2 separate regions of the Homo sapiens genome follow, and region 2 is linked to region 1. The links are chromatin loops, found by intact Hi-C in ENCODE. Cell type or tissue: IMR-90. All regions are shown on one strand. Each heading gives the region's core, and the rest is flanking DNA. Links, peaks and the distances in the headings are about the cores only.

Region 1 (5,352 bases), core at 353-5,352:
AAAAATGCTGGGTGTAGTGGCTCATGCCTGTAATCCCAGCACTTTGGGAGGCCTGAGGTCGGGAGTTCAAGACCAGCCTGACCAACATGGATAAACCCCGTCTCTACTAAAAATATAAAATTAGCCGGGCATGGTGGCATGTGCCTGTAATCCTAGCTACTCGGGAGGCTGAGGCAGGAGAATCACTTGAACCCAGGAGGTGCAGGTTGCGGTGAGCCGAGATGGTACTCCAGCCTGGGCAACAAGAGCAAAACTCCATCTCAAAAGAAAAAAGGCGGGGGCGGTGGGGGGGGGGGGTGATTTCAGTACAAAGCCTACAGACATTATAAAAATATTAAGATTTTTGTTCGTTTGTTTTTTGTTTTTGAGACAGAGTCTCACTGTCACCCCCAGGCTGGAGTCCAGTGGCACAATCTCAGCTCACCACAACCTCCGCCTCCCGGGTTCAAGTGATTCTTCTGCCTCAGCCTCCCGAGTAGCTGGGACTACAGGTGCACAACAACATGCCCAGCTAATTTTTGTATTTTTAGTAGAGATGGGGTTTCACCATATTGGCCAGGCTGGTCTCTCGAACTCCTGACCTCATGATTTGCCCACCTTGGCCTCCCAAAGTGCTGGGATTACAGGCGTGAGCCACTACGCCTGGCCTAAAAACAATAAGATTGTTATAAAAAGGTTTATTCCGATAAATTTTTAAATTCTAAAAAACAGAACTGTTTAATAAGTTTGCTTCAAGAATTGTTTCAAACACTTATCAAATAAATCACCCAAATCTGACACAAACTCTTCCACGGAACAAAAAAAGAAGAAACACATAGTGAATGGTTTTATGAAGCTGGCATACTTGTTATCAAAACCTGCCTAAATTTACAAATTGGCAAAACAAATCCATATTTTTTAAAGTCATATTTTTTAAAGGATAATCATTACTCTTGAAAATGGGTAGTGACTAGGATGAGACATCAATGGGCATATAAATTATTATTTCTTTATCTGATTGTTAGTTACATATATCTGTGTTTACTTTGTGAAAAATTTGCAAACTGTACTTATAATTTGTACATCTCTCCATGTGTTATACAATTTTAAAAAAACTTACAGAAACAAAAAAGTCCTTAATTTAGACCTTTCTGCAGGTAAACTTTAATTCATTAAACATTATGTATGTATTTTGTGAAGAATAAAGCTATTATATAGATGCACCATTATTCAGAGTAAGTTTTCTCTTTTGTTCATCAAAAACAACTATAAGAAAAAGAGAAATATCTTGCTAAAATCATGCCAAATTATACTGATGGTACTTTTTCAATGTCCACAAACTAAAAAATACATTTGTTGTGATTTCTTCTCAGGAAACACATGTAAGTTTATATGATTGTTAGTATTATTTTCCTACCTACCTGAACTATTGCATTTAATAATACATTGTAAATTCCAACAAGTATAGCAATATATATTTTTCAGGGTTTAATTTTACATTTTCAAAATTGTAGACATATCTGGCCCAGTCCCCTTATCTTTGATTTCTCCTAGATTTTCTATAATTATTCTGCAAGTACATAGATAAATTATATCTATATCCATATCTATAACAGTTATATGCTGAGTATATATAATATACTCAGCATATAACATAGTTCCTGGTAACTTGTAATTACTCTTTAATAGTTGTTAAATGAAGAAATGGACTCAATGACAAAGTGATAAATCAGATGGTCTCTGATCAATTTCTCTTCTATTGAAGGCTTTAATTTCCTCTTAAGTAAATTTGTTTCCCTTTCTAAATGTTAAGAGGTTGCTTTCTCCTTTGACAAAACAAGTACTGAACAGTTCTGTGGCCCTGGCTAACTTGTCCTTGTAGTTCAAAATCAGAAGGCTCTGAGTAGAGCCACGCTGATTCCTTCTCGACATGGTTTTCATGTCTAGCTTGTTTATACGATGTACGATTACCCAGTTAGAACATTCTTTGAATCTCTCATTTATGTTGAACTAAAAGAACTTTTCTGCCATTTAAGGCATTGTAAGTCAGCTTTCCTAAGGTTCACCTCTCCATTCTATATCTAACATTGCTTTTCTTACTTTTACAAGCTCCAATATAAATTCTCATTTTCCCCAGGTTGCCATCACTGTGACGTCATCAAGCAGTTCTTCCTTCTTATTCAGAACATAATCAGAGCACAGCGTCAGTTTTCCCTGATTGCTTCATTTCTCATTTGGCAAACACAACAAAACCAAACCTGTCAGCAAGTTGAAGATTTACCAGATGCCCATATACTATGCTGCAATAACATTTTACTTATATGATTTGGGCAATGTACACAGTATCTAACTGATTTTAACAGTAACATTTAAAAATACATGCCAACACAACTTTGGTTGGTTTCTATGGTTAGCACTTTTCAAACATTTCCTTCTTTGAAGTCCATGCCTTGGTATTTATTCTGACATAGAGATAAAAAAATCTTAAAAGTACTTAAAGGTAACTGCCAGACGGATGTGCATGTGTGTGTGTTTACATGGCTGTTTTAAATACATTCTTAAAGCAATACTTGTGTCCTCACGCCTAGACAGTCATTCAGCTTTATGATATCCATAATGCTAGAACATTTGCCTTCAGAGACCTGATGAGGCTGAAGTCAAGAGAAACGGAAGGTTAAAGTGGAAATTGGGGTGGAGGGATAATCACTGAGAACAAACTCAAATTAGCTACAATAAAGATTTCCCTCTAAGCCTTGTCATCTCTTTTGTCTTTCAAATATATTTCTTTCTTCTCTGGACCAGCCAGGGGCCTTCTACTCTCCAGATTTCTTTTTAATCCCTTGTTGACTTCCTTGGACTTTTTTTCTGGTCACCAGATAGTTTCTTTGGGGAAACTGGGATCAGTGGGGGGCAGGAATCAAATTTAACATTTTTACTTATGCAACATATAAATAAGTACAAAGTATGAGATATGACTGATTAGTTGTTGCCTGTCATCCATTGCCACTGCTTTCTAATCATCTCCCTGAAGCATCAAGCTCCTCAACATTAAGGTTCTGTATTCTGCCAGTGAGATGTTCTCATTTAAGAGTCAGAAGGAGGAAATGAGAGGGAGGTCATCTTGCTGGTTTGGTTGCCAGCAACAACATTCAACGTTGCAGAGTCGAGTTACTAGTCTGCGGGGGAGGCAGTTGTGTCAGCTGTAGTACTCGCAACAGCAGCAGCAGCTTCTCTGTCTCTGCTTCACAGCTATGGTGGCGTGTCCTGAAATCAATGATGGGGAGGCAGACCTGACTTCCATCCCTCCTTCTCTTCAATGAATAAGCGAGCATTCGCTATACTAAATTCCTGTTCTCCTGAAATACTTAGAGTGGTTCGTGTTTCCTGTACCATACACTAACTGACAATTGTTAAGAGACTGGAAAAGAGAATATGAAAGAGAAAAAGGAATGTAAACTGAGCGGGGAGAAAATGCAGGATAAGTCATCACCAGGAATGCACATTCTAAGTTCCTGAACACAGTACAAACGGAGTCCAGTCCCACTCCACTTGCCTCCAAAGTGTACATAGTTTCCCCATGTTCCTGACACCTCTGGGCCCTTCACACATTCGCTATCTCTGAACACAATTTTCTCCCAACCACTTTTCCTTCACACCCAACTATTTCCTAATTCCTAACACATCTTTAGGACACAGTTCAGACATTCCCTGTCTTCCATGACGCATCCTGATGCTCACTCTAGGCTGGTTAGCTTTCCTCCAGAATCCCATAATACATTTTATCCATCCAAATTTTTCCACTTCCCATGCTGTATTAAAGTTATCTGCCTGCAGATATCTCTCTTATAAGACGGCGAGCTCCTTGTAGTTTCGAATGACATTCAATAAATCTTGCCAAATGAATAAGAAAATAATTCTATATTTTTTATTGGTCCACTTGCCTGAAAAGACTAGAATGTTGTTTTTGTGGAGTTCGTGGAAGTGATCATATTAAGGCTTGAATCAAAGCGGGATTTCCTAGAGAAACTTCTAATTCTCCTTGTAAGCTATTTCCTGGAGGATGGAAGACGGCCACGTGCTTGGGTCCTGTGCCTCATATAAAAGGGAAGGGATTCTGACACATCCTGTTCATGGTCAATGATTTGATTTTTAGTTTGGATTTTTCTGTGTGTCTGGCCATTTGCACTGCAAATATATTTCAGAATTTAATCTACACACCTACATGTCAGCACCACCCACTTTCACCCTGGGTAAGCTGATTTAGGGACCAAAATTCTTCCTTTAGTTTTTCAAATCCCTTTCAATATGAATATATATTTTTAAAAGGAATGAAAAAAATCAAAACTATTAGTTTCATTCAGTATTTTGAATGCTCAGGATTTTAAAGATGGTTAGACAGTATATGGATTACTAAATCTCCTCAGTGCCGTATCTGAGGGCAGAATGTAAGGTGGGTGACCCCTCACATGAGAACTGGCAATGGGAAGACAGTGAGATAGAAACCCAGCAGGAAACTGTGACCACTGCTCAACACAGAACAGGGAACTTGGGTAAGACTCCACTAATGAGAAGGAAGGAGAGTAAATCTGAGAGCACCTAGGAAGCCACTGGTCATCATGAATCACAAGCTCTTGATGAGTGCAGAATCCAGTTCTTTGGTGCCAGAATCTATTCTAACTGATCGGTCCTTGCTCCATCTGCTCTTAAAATTTTTTAATACCTCACTTAGCTAAGACAGGCTCATACGTGTTGTATGTTAGTGGTAAGCAATGGAAGGCTAAAGTACTGTCTGACATATTTTAAGAATATTCTCAAAAAGAGCCAAGCTTTTAGGAGTGGAAGTCTTTAGGCTCAGCTGTGCAAACCAGAAGTATCAGACACAGAAGACATGAGTGAACCTTTGTGAGAGCAGAGACCTTATTTTGACCACTGCTATCTTCCAAACACCTGGAATATTTGTGGTATAAATGAGTGAAATGAGGCTGGTGCTGTTAGGTGCCTCTCTTTCTCCTATTTGCTCATCTTTCTCGGTTACATCATTTGGTTAGTGCATTGACCATTTCACCTTCCACATTTTTATGGGTTTAAAGCCTAAAGAAAGAATCTTTATTTTATATATATATATAAACAACATAATCGATGATCTATTTGACCAGTTTTGCTCTCCCCTCTGCTCCCATTAAATGAGGACTTCAATAAGAATTCAGAGAAATCACTTATAGTAAACTCAACCTTTATTTTTAATAAACAAAAGGGTGAATAACCATAAACATGAAATGAACCATGAATATCATCTGCCAGACAACTGAAAAGAGACAAAGCTTTCTTAAATATGGCTTGAGATTTCAATCATTTCATCACTAGACTGATTTT
Region 2 (5,391 bases), core at 54-5,053, 340 kb after region 1:
TCTTTAAGAAAGAGTGAAGGGGCAGAGCTTTATTTTGCGTTGGGAATGGGAATTGTGGACAAACTGTTGTTTGGTTATCTTTGCAGCAGCTTAAGTGCTGTGGAAGAAAGATGAGAAATTTCCCAAGTATTTCATACGGGAGCACTAAATACAGATAAAAGATCTTATCTCAATTCAGTTAAATCCGATCTTGAGTGACGTAACAGTATACTAGATTTTGTGGCATTACAGAAATATTAAAAAAAAGTCTCGACACTTGAAGAACTTACAATCTTATCACATAGACAAGCATATTAAAAACGTGTTCCATAGCCAAGGATAATGACACAAACTCCATTTGTATTCAATAGATATTGGATTCCATTCTTCACAATGTTTAAGTTACTCTCGGTGAAGTGCAGTGAGAGCCACTTAATTTCCTTCCTGCAACATCTAAGTGTCCGAGGCTAACTTTGAGGGCCAAACACCCAGTTCTCTTCATTTTTTTCCCGTTTAAAAAGTTGTCATTTTAATTGGAAAATATTTACCATCTACGATAAGCTTCTGAGCACTGGGATTGATTTTTAGCCATTTCTGATTCCTACTAAATACTCTGTACACTGAGCAATGCACTAAATGTTCAATAAATTTCCTAAGAAGAAAATAAAATTTTTGTATAAAAGAATGAAGGAGATAACATCTTAGTCACACACACACACACACACACACACACACACACACAGACAATTAAATGTATAGTTAAAAAATTTGAGAACTTGGCTAAAAACCCCAGGTCCACCTCTTACTAGCTGTGTGATCTTAGACAATCTTAGGACTATGATTGTAAAAGGATTGTAGGTTGTTCATTCACAAAATAACAAATGTAAGGATAGATCCTTGAGATAATCTTGTGTGGGTTAGATTACATCATATATGTGAAGTGCCTACAATAAGTTCTTGCACATAAGTGCCCAATAATTATTAACTATATTGTTAGTTGTACTTCTCTATATCTTAAAAGATTTTACACAACTAATACTAAAAACAGATATAATGAAACCAGAAGAAAAGAGATAAGAATCAGGCTATAAAGTTGACACCTAATTTATTCCAATTCTTTGACCAAATGTGTGAAACTGGTTTGTAGCTCTTAAAAGATGCCCAAAGTCAGGTAGTATTTCATGGAAGAAGATACTGCATATGTATGAATTTTGTTAATATTTATTTTTTATATCATTACTTTGGGGATGTGACAATATTATAAAACAGATACCTGGCAAAACTCAAAACACCATTGCAAAGAGATTAGAAAGAGTTGATCCAGGTGCTTCGTTAATAGCAAATGAATCTGAATAGCAGTTGACTTAGATTTTTATCAAGTCATAGTAAATGGCATTCTCTAGGAATCCAGAAATATGGTCCTAAAACATGGTGACTTGGTAACTAACAGATTTTAAAAAATTATTATGGTGAATGAAGAAGCTTCTCTTCTTTTAAATTTTAAAATTTTTTCATCACCTCAAGTCTGAAGAAGCTTCACTTGAGTTGTTTAGCTCAGTAAAATTATGCTTTTTGCCCTGCAACTGCTTACCATCAAAATTGTCCAAAGATTCTAAAGCCTGCTGTATTTAAAAATCTACATTAAGTCACTGGTTTATTAATCTTTTAGTTAGCTATGCTATGAAATGTTAGCCCAATTTCTCAGTCAAACTGTTTTTAATCTGTGAGACGATGTCATTTCCCCCATCTATGCCTCTTCTAAGGTCATAAAATTTGGTTGAATTCATACCCTTTGCTAAAGTTATGATCCAGCCAGTTACTGAGCATTTTCTAAATTAGGAATTATCTATAACTTTAGTGCTTCCCTTTCATGAAAATCCCCCATTTTTCATGGTTTAAAATTAAGTCAGTACTTCAGACATGGTACCTGGTGAGCCAGCTGGTTTCTTGGACTCCTGTAATAAATTATTTCTATTGTTCTCCAGGCCTCAGATCCAGTGTTCTCTTGGGATCTTGCTAAGTACCCATGTTATCTCCTAATCCTGGCTGGTTGCCAACTCACAGGCATTCGTAGCCTATTTCAATCTGGCTTTCACATTTGCTCTTTACACACCCAAGTTGGCCTTGTAACACTGCCCAACCGAGGTAAGGAGGAGAGAATCACACCAGTTGCACAGTCCTGTAGCCCAGAGAGTCTCTGAGATCTTATTGGAGTCTGTAAGTTCACAGCACAACTCAAGGATGATGGCAGTCTTCCACCCACATTATTATTGCCTTTCCTGTGCTCTGGGCTTGGAAGTCTTGGGCTGACTCTTGTCTGAATCATTACTCAACTTATAACCATGCCCAGTGCTGTGTCTCAGCTGCTCAATGGCATCTCTGAATTTCTACATTTAGCTCTGAGTAAGACCAGTTCCCTTGGGTCCTTGCTGGTTTGTTGTTTGGGTTTTCAGCCAGTCCCAGGATTTTCCAGAGTGAGCTGGCTTATCATGACTTGTGCTTCGATACCAGAAAGGAAAATAGCCAACCATCAGGTCGGGGTAAGGAGTTAGGGAAAGCATTTTAGACCTCCCTGAATGGCTGTGTGAATTAGGGTTATGGTTGGATAGGATGTTGAAATGAGTGACAGAGCATTCTAAGTGGACGAACCACATGAGGAAAGGCAGATAAATAGTTTTGATCTTTTGCTAAAGGAAATCAAGCAGAACAATTTGCCCGCGGGCTTCAATTTGGATTTATGAAGTTTAATAAAAATTCACAGGAAATTTTGAATGTAAAAATCAAGAATTTGACATTATGTTATTCTTCCATGAGGAGCCATTGAATGTTTTTAGGAGGCAAACATTTATTAAGGGTATTTAGTTGGTTCTAGAGAACAAAGAGTAAGACCTGTATGTAGTGATTGTACTCCTTTTCCAGTAGGAGAGGCAGATATGTAAATGAATAATTTTGATGTTCAGTTGAAGATTTTTTAACAAATGCAGTTTGGTCCAGAAGTTGGTTTATTAACCCAATTATAAAATTTGGTTATAGGAGGGAATTTAAAAATACCTTTTCATACTTACATTTAAAACATAAAATTGTGACCTCATTCACTGATCTTTTGATATAAGTCAAGGCCTTTTCTTTGGGTAAAGATCTTCTGCTTATAATTATGCATTGCTTTTTTTTACATATACCACATAATGCATGACATATGGTTTAATGTTTTTATTTTTCAAAGTGGAGTGAAAAATCAAAGAAACTTGCAAAGTAATGAGTGAAGACTGTACTGGGTTGGTATTAGTTTTATAAACTAGTGTTTTAGTTATCTTGCCAACATTTAATTTAACAGTGTTATTTTTAGCAACTCACCTTTATTCAGTTTTTAAAAATATTCACGTGCATTTTCATAGAAACAACCCTTGTCACACTTTTCAAAATCACATTTAGAATATAATTTAATTATATCATTAAAACAGTAAGGACAACTGGTTTGGGAAGAAATGTTACCAACTTTTTGGTGCCAACTTTTCGGTGCACATACAAGTCAACTGGCAGAAAGAGAAGCTCTTGATTATGCTGGACAGCTAAAAGGTGAGAGAGTCTAGCATGCTTTGGGCATCAGCCATTGCATTTTACAAAAGGAATGGATGATATAATTGTAGTTTAGGTACATTAATTGGAGTTTCATTAAGAAGAGTTCTTTGCTACCAAAACTGAGGCACGCACAGATGTCATGGGAGGACAGTCTAACAGCAATTAAGTATTTATGAAATCAAGTAGGGCCCAGATCAGAACCTTGGGAAGCACCAACTATGGGATGAAAGATTTAAAATTTGACTATCTTGATGAGTGTAAACAACCGCAAACTTACACTCAAAAATCAATTCATAATTGATTTCAGGAAAACTGAAATAGAAGTGGAAGAGACAAAAAAGGGAGTCAGGGAGCTATTAAAGAAATATCTCTTCAATTTCACCATTTTACTCAGGATCAATTCTTCTCTGAAGCGCAGAAAAATACATGGAGGTAATTTAAACATAAATTATGTGTTTAAATTCTTTTTTTTCAGTTACAGTTTCAAGTTTATTAACAAAGATGGAAGGAATGGAGAAGAAGATGGTTGATAAGGACATGTTTTTCAGAAAGGTAAAAAAAATAAGAAAGTTTCTTAGAATGAATGTGGCACTAATAAAAAGTATAATATATAATAATCGTGTAGAACATTGTAGAAATTTTCAAAAATTCTGCAACAGTAGAAAACTGCACACATATATCAGCAAATAAAAGCTAAAAGTCATACATAATTCTACCCAGAGATGATCTGTGTTAAATTTTATCTTATATTACTTTTTAGTAGTATGTATACACACACACATAAATGGGAACGTACTAAAACATCTTTTTTTTTCACTTAACAATATACTGTGGTCATTGTTCATGACATTGACTTTTTTTATTTTTCTAGTCGGTGGTATTGGCTGTGATTGTAAGTAATTACTAAATTTTAGTGTTGAGAGTAACTATTCTTGTTCTCATCTGGTTTGTCATTTTAATAGCACAGTGGTTGCTGTAGACTTCAGGAAGCTCTTTTTTAACAGATAAAGAGAAATTCTTGTTTATTTTTGCTTTGGGCTTTTTTCCTTTATTTCATTTATATCAGCAATGGGTATAGAATTGTATCAATTTTTTTTGGCATCTATAGAATTGACCACACAGATTATTTCCTTTAACTGGTAGTTAGAATGAAATACATGGATGAAAACTTCCTCTTTCCCTCCTTTCCTCCCTCCCTCCTTCCCTCCCCCTTCCCTCTCTTCCTCCCTCCCTCCCTTCTTTCCTCCCTTCCTTCCTTCCTTCCAGTTTAATTTTCATTCTATTTGAAATATTATTTTTCACTTTCCCAAGTAATATATTAACATAGTTCGAACTCTAAAAAAAATCTTTACAAGGTTGGTATTGAAAAATATCTCCTTGAAGCCCAAATATCCTAGTCCTGTGTTCCCTTTCACAAGCTCTCTTGGCTATTTCTTTGGGCATTTACTTTCTTATATTTTCTAATGCTGTTTTTTAACTGTCAATTTTAATTACTATGTATTTCTCTCTTATCAAATGAAGATTTAGCATTTTTACCTCATCTCATACTTCCTCTTTACCTATTGTTTTAATATAATGTTTTTACATTAGTTTTGTTGAATTCATGGTCATTATTTATATTGCTATGACTATGTTATTGTTGCTCAGAGCTGAGTCAAGTAGCATAGTTAAATTTTCTATTTTGTGCAATTTTTGTTTTTCAAAAGTTACTTATGATTTTTATTTTTTATTTGCCTAGGTTTACATATCACAAATATTATATCAAACTTTCCAACTGATCAATAAGACACTTTTGAATCTTAGTTTCCCCATGATCAAACAAAACTGATGTTT

The links. Peaks named below come from ENCODE experiments on the same cell type or tissue, not always from the same donor. Only the 100,000 strongest peaks of a DNase experiment are listed, where the experiment ranks them.
Region 2: a loop joins it to region 1, with 3 times the contacts of the local background. A loop is called at or near these places in 1 of 110 quality-filtered maps.

Annotation. Positions count from the first base shown.
Region 1 is chr13:73,868,043-73,873,394 of GRCh38, forward strand. The region is part of intron 3 of KLF12 (KLF transcription factor 12); the gene reads right to left. Among named protein-coding and RNA genes, the nearest start is that of LINC00393, 210 kb to the left of the region's middle. In IMR-90, for the core only: no CTCF peak of the experiment used is centred there; a DNase peak (open chromatin) is centred at 3,159; H3K4me3 peaks cover 1,187 bases; H3K27ac peaks cover 2,147 bases.
Region 2 is chr13:74,208,838-74,214,228 of GRCh38, forward strand. It overlaps a transcript of KLF12 not described here. Among named protein-coding and RNA genes, the nearest start is that of LINC00402, 20 kb to the right of the region's middle. In IMR-90, for the core only: no CTCF peak of the experiment used is centred there; a DNase peak (open chromatin) is centred at 2,374; H3K4me3 peaks cover 234 bases; H3K27ac peaks cover 695 bases.